Linked DNA regions of Homo sapiens: region 2 is linked to region 1. A link is a contact called in ENCODE Hi-C data. All regions are on one chromosome and are shown on one strand. The core of a region is the stretch at or near the end of the contact, and the rest is flanking DNA. Distances in the headings are between cores, read along the strand shown. Region 1 holds the start of NDNF (neuron derived neurotrophic factor). Region 2 overlaps TNIP3 (TNFAIP3 interacting protein 3).

Region 1 (2,818 bases), core at 119-2,618:
GTGAGAGCGAACCCCAACTCACGCACAGACAGGACGAGGGCACGAAGCCGAGTCTCCTGGCTGGGGCCGTAGGGGGCGTCACCTCGGTGGCCGCTCTGCTCTCCGGAAGAAAGTATGAGCCGGTCCCAGGCCACCTCGCTCAGCCCAAGGAAGTTTCTATAACGATGCTCGCCTACCACGCAGAGGACAAATGAGGAGCCAGAGCGGTTGGGGGTCGGGCCAACCGAACTCCCGGCCCCGGCTGCGCAGCTCCCAGACGCCCACCAAGAACTCGTGCGCTGCCTGGACCTCTAGCTTTTCGCCCTACACGCAGACGCCCTCTGCAAAACCCCAGTCCCGCAGACTTTCCCTAGCGGCGGGCGGAGGGCATGAACCTGGAAAGGGAGGCAACAGCCCTCTTGGCAGGCGGGCAAAGTAAGTGTCCAGGCTAAGTCCGGGATAAAGGCTCCGCGGCTCCCCAGACCCCACTGCACCCCGAGCTCCCGGGTCCCAGGTCTTCCCCGCCCTTGCGCTGTCTGTCCACCTCCTCACATCTCTCCGGGCCGCCCAGCTTCGAAAGCAGCTAAATTAAAAACAAACAAACAAACAAACAACAACAACAATAAAAAAAAAAAAACGAGGGAAACCTGCTCCTGCCCCTCATGCCCTCAGCTCCTACGGATAGGGCGCCCTTGAGAAGCTTCTTGGGCCTTGAAGATTTGGGGGCGCGTGCCTCGAGCCCCCATCTCGGATGACCCTTCGGGCGTGAACGCTCCTTGTGCTAGGTCTCAGGGTGGCGGGCTAAGGCGTCGGGTCTCTGGGGCATTGCTTTCCTCTCCCCACTTACCTTAAAAAGATCTGTTTTTCGTAGGGAAAATAGAAAAAAATCCCTCCCCGTGGTGTGGTGTGCGAAATAGTCCACGTCCCCGGACCCTGCCAAGATGCTAAGCACCAATATCCAGGAACGAGAAGCCTGGAGGGCGGGGACGGAGGCAGATAAAAGAGAAAAATTCAATCCGCTGAAGTGTCCCAACTTTGCGGTCGGCACAGCAAACTTCAAAGGCGGGCGAGGGCGGGCGGCGCGCGGTCGCCGAAGTTGCTGCGAAGTGGAGTAGGGAGCCGCGCGGGGCTGGGGAATCCCGGGGCAGCGCCGAGAAGCGGCGGGAGGTCCTTTTAAACTGCAGGGAGCGTGCGGGGGCTGGGCGGCGGGAGGATGCCGCAGCGACCCGCGGGGCTGGCGCGGGCTTCGCCGGCCGCCGCTAGTCGCACAGGCGCCTGGCTGGAGCGCCGCGCGGGGTGCTGGGAGAGCCGGGCGCACGGGGCGGCAGCGGCCGTGGCGGGTGCGCTGCTCAGTTAGCTCCACTCTCTCGCGGCTGGAAGTGGGGAGTGTGTGTTCGCTCCCGAGTGTCACTGCTGAAGCCCGGAGTCTCTTCCCCTCCCAGCCCTAACCCCTCCCGCCTCACCGCTGCCCGCCCGCCCCCTCCCTCCTCTGCCCGTTGCCTCCCCCTCCGTCCCTCCTTCTCTCCCTCCCGCTGCGCGCCAGCGCGCACGCACACACACACACACACACACACACTCATACACATACACACACTCACACACAGACACCCTCTCCCTCCTTTTCTCTCTCCCTGTAGCCCTCCCTCCCTCTCTTTCTCTCACACACACACCACCCTGCTCAGCGACCCAGCGCTCCCCAAACAGGACCCTCGCGGGCGGCATCGCGAGGGACACGCTGCTGTCCTAACCTTAGCGCCACTCGGGGAGAATGAAGGAGGCCCACCGAGCCCCCGACAAAGCTGCAAAACCCAGGAGACGCGCACGCGGGACCATCACACTGTCAAGCAGACCGGGGTGCACAATAGAGGGAAACTCTGGGGTTGATCTGGGGGCAGGGAGGGGGACGTGTTAAATCCAGAAGGTTGGTGGTTGGAGGCGGAAAGCAGAGTGTGCAAACTGTGCATTCATGTCCCACTTTTCACCCGAACGCCTGCCTATCACAGCCTTCACTCAGGGAGCGCTTCCCCCTCGGCGCAGACCGAGCCTCCTCCGATTTGAAACTCAGCAGCTGTTTTAACAATTGAAAAAGCGGCCCTACAGGACCAGTGAAACGGAGCAGAGTGTGTGAAGCCATTAAGGCTGACTAGGTAATTATGATAAAAAGTTACCTAATTAGCAACCTGGCCTGGGCTTAGGAAAACCAAGAAAAAAAAAGTACCGAATGATTTGGTGATCTCATTTTTGCAACTGAGAACCTGATTTCCAGCAAACCTGGTTTTATATAAGTTCTAATAATATATAATTATTTATTAAGATATAGTGTCAGTATTGAAAACACTAGTTCTGTTATTGCCACAATGAAATTAAGGTAGGTAGGATGAAAATCAGCCTTATCCCGGTCATATTAAGAACTATGATCTTTTTTGCTAAACAGTTGGTCACAGAGGGTGGACCAATGCAGCTCCTAAAGTTTTGTGGTTCCTAGATGAAAACACTGCAGGAAATGGATTTATAAAACCGTTTACACGACATAAAATAGTTTTGTAAAATTTTTAAACACTGAAAAGGACATTTCAGATCACTGTGCAAGCATATTTTTTGCAGATGAGACAATGAGGTGAGAAAAGTCCTCATTGTATCTCCACTTAGGAGATACGATCTAGAGCAGATCCCTGGGTCATTCATTAACAAAGCTTACGAAGTCCCTGCTGTGTACCAGGTATGTCTTATGTGCTGAGATTTAGAGGTGATGGTGCTGCCTTTAAGGAACTCACCGCCTGGTGAGGAGACAGAGGCATAAATGAAAATGTGATTAGCACTATAATAAGTGCAGGTACCT
Region 2 (2,818 bases), core at 155-2,654, 82 kb after region 1:
TTTTCTTCTAATTTTAAGAGAAATTAAACATAAACATACTTATGGGTCCCTAACAGTACTGTAGGCCTGGCCACTGTGCCTCTGGTGCCTAATGGAGGAGTTGGCACAAAAATCCTACCTTCATGGAACTAACAACCAAGATTAGTAGCTAGAAAACAAATAAAGTCATAAAAGTTAGACATTATATATACATTAGATAGTAATAAATTCCAAGGAAAAATTAAACCGGGAAATACCAGTAGTATAGTATGTAATTTTAATTAGGACAGCCAGAAAAGTCATCTTTGAGAGGTGACATTTGTATAAAGATCTGATTTTACTCAAATTATTTTTTCTCATTGAGATTTTATAATTGTAAAATCATAAAATTTTAAAATGTAAAATTTCGTGTAGAATTATTAAATTATATAATCACCGGAATGATGAAAAATTGTATTTTTCTAACTTGAAACAATTTTCTGTGAACTACAAATATGGATACACAAACATGAAGAGTGCACATGGACATGAGCAAAACTACAGCATTCTTGGCTGTTCTAATATCTACAAGGTTTATATCTTTGTGTCTACATTTAGGGAAATTAACTAGACAATGTAAGAAAACTTGTAATACGGTATCAAAAATGGGAGGATTTTAAATATAATCTCAATTATTTATAGTTCCTTTAATGCATTTGTGCAACATTTTCTGGAAAAGAAAAAAAGGGAAAAGATAGATTTTGCCCCGCATTTGTATGTCTGAGCATGGTTTTTCTGTCTTAGAGGATAAAGTATATTGTTTATGAAGTTTATCCTCATTTTCCCATTTTCTCCTGAAGAATAACTTGTCCCACACACAGATCTACTACAGGATCACATTTGCAAAGCATCCTATCAACTATGCAGGCACATACTTAATACTTTGAGGATCTTTAAATAACATCTCTGAACACCAGTTAACTACAATCATGGGCATGTGGTCCAAAATACAGGGTTTGAGCACCTGTTTCAAGTCCAATCACCTACTCTTGTTTCAGAAGACAATTTCTGTTGCTTTTATCATGAAATATCTAGTTGAGAGAGGCATATCTCAACTCAACCATGTGCTAGCGCATTCCTATGTTCCACATATGGGTTGGCTCTTGGAAAAGTCAACAGTATAGGATTATTTTTCCTGAACTAGTTAGCGACCCATTCCTCCAAAACATGAATGAACTAGTCCATAAAACAACACACACACACACACACACACCCCTGCATGCACACACGCACACTTTTCCTCTCTCTGACTTTAAAGTAGGTTTAAAGTAGGTTTTAGGCTTGCACTTGAGAGAGCTATCATCTCAGCCTTGGATTCTGCATTTAGCATGCTTCCTTAGAGTGTGTTTCACACCCAACTCCATAGTGATCATTTTAAAGAGCAGTTTGTTTCCTGAGGAAGCTTTTGCGGTTGACCAAGAGATACGTTATTGTTCGCAAACACCCACTTGCTTTATGTGGTTCTTCAAACTAAGAAATGTTCTTACTGTCTCTGTAATTCCTCCTCATTTCTCTTTCTCATGATGAATCTTTGTAGGGACAAAAATTCTCTAAAGCCTCCTTAGCCAAGTATGACTGAAAGCTGCAGCTAGGAGTGATTTATAAAATCACAGATAATTTCTTGTGCAAGCCTCCAAGGCTGGGACCCACACTGCAGCCTAGATTTTGTTGCGACTGTCAGTAAGAATGTTTTATGCAGGGACTTCTCATTTTAATCTCCCATGCTTGACCTGACTGATACCTTATTGAGGCGTTTTATTTCACATTCGTAATGTTCCTTTTCCTTGTTCGCAAGAGTATTTTTTCCCTTTAAAAGTTTATTCTCTTCTTTCAATTCATGTAATTCTTCATTTAGGCGTTCCTTTTCCTTCTGAAGTTAAGACCAAGAAAAGAAAATAAAAGTCAGTACAAGTCAAATGAGATGATATTGTAGGAATTCTGATATATCAGCCATGGCAGGCAGATTGAGGGGTCACCCTTCTGAAATACAATAAAAACAGGACCTGCAAGACTTTAAACTTAATGTTCCATTTGAGCAATATTCTTTGGATGCACACTAGAATTAGGATTGAAGGAATCTTTCTTTTATCAGAATTTACTGAAGTATCTTAGAAATTTTGTGACCCCAGGAAAAAAAAAATCAAAATTCCCAATTCTTTTTTTTTTTTTTAAAGACGAATTCTCACACTGTCTCCCGGCCTGGAGTGCAATGGTGTGATCTCAGCTCACTGCAACCTCCGCCTCCCAGGTTCAAGCAATTCTCCTGCCTCAGCCTCCCTAGTAGCTGGGATTATAGGTGCCTGCCACCACGCCCGGCTAATTTTTTATATTTTTTAGTAGAGATGGGGTTTCACTATGTTGGCCAGGCTGGTCTCAAACTCCTGACCTCGTGATCTGCCCGTCTCAGCCTCCCAAAGTGCTGGATTCCCAATTCTTACTTTCAATTATCAGACAAATGGGTCTGCAGGATAAGCAAGTCCTTATATACTGTCACTAGGTGATGGATAAGTGATTAAGAAAAATAGCTGAAAGTCTTAAAAAGAAAAAACTCTCATTGTGAGAAAACAATACTAAATATCTCAAAGCTCATTCCTGCATCATTCTGTATTAGAAAGAGGGAAAAGAGAATAATCCTTAGGCCAATAAGACCTTTCATTACAGATCATTATTTAGAGCACTCTATTGTTGTGATTATTATTTTTAAAAGGTAGAAATCAACTAGTCCAACTGCCACCACTCCTCCAATTTTAGATGACAATCTAAAATTGTCATCCAGAAGTGCAGTGTTTTAAACAACTGA

The links. Hi-C counts contacts between places; a loop is a spot of excess contacts on that map. Pooled maps may share reads with other maps.
Region 2: a loop to region 1 is called in a map of endothelial cell of umbilical vein, with 4 times the contacts of the local background. The contact joins the enhancer-like site here to the promoter of NDNF in region 1. A Hi-C loop is called at or near these places in 2 of 168 maps with a recorded cell type or tissue (endothelial cell of umbilical vein and naive thymus-derived CD4-positive, alpha-beta T cell) and 6 of 50 pooled maps.

What each region holds. Positions count from the first base shown.
Region 1 is chr4:121,071,167-121,073,984 of GRCh38, forward strand. It overlaps NDNF (neuron derived neurotrophic factor), which reads right to left and starts at 1,369. Exons shown (of 4, transcript NM_024574.4): 1 at 827-1,369. It overlaps NDNF-AS1 (NDNF antisense RNA 1), which reads left to right and starts at 196. Exons shown (of 3, transcript NR_187407.1): 1 at 196-414; 2 at 2,584-2,698.
Region 2 is chr4:121,152,792-121,155,609 of GRCh38, forward strand. It overlaps TNIP3 (TNFAIP3 interacting protein 3), which reads right to left. Exons shown (of 11, transcript NM_024873.6): 5 at 1,760-1,888. Among named protein-coding and RNA genes, the nearest start is that of TNIP3, 10 kb to the right of the region's middle. Within about 2 kb of position 1,405, at least 3 of the 41 ENCODE cell types and tissues checked have a DNase peak (open chromatin) inside an H3K27ac peak, as active enhancers do.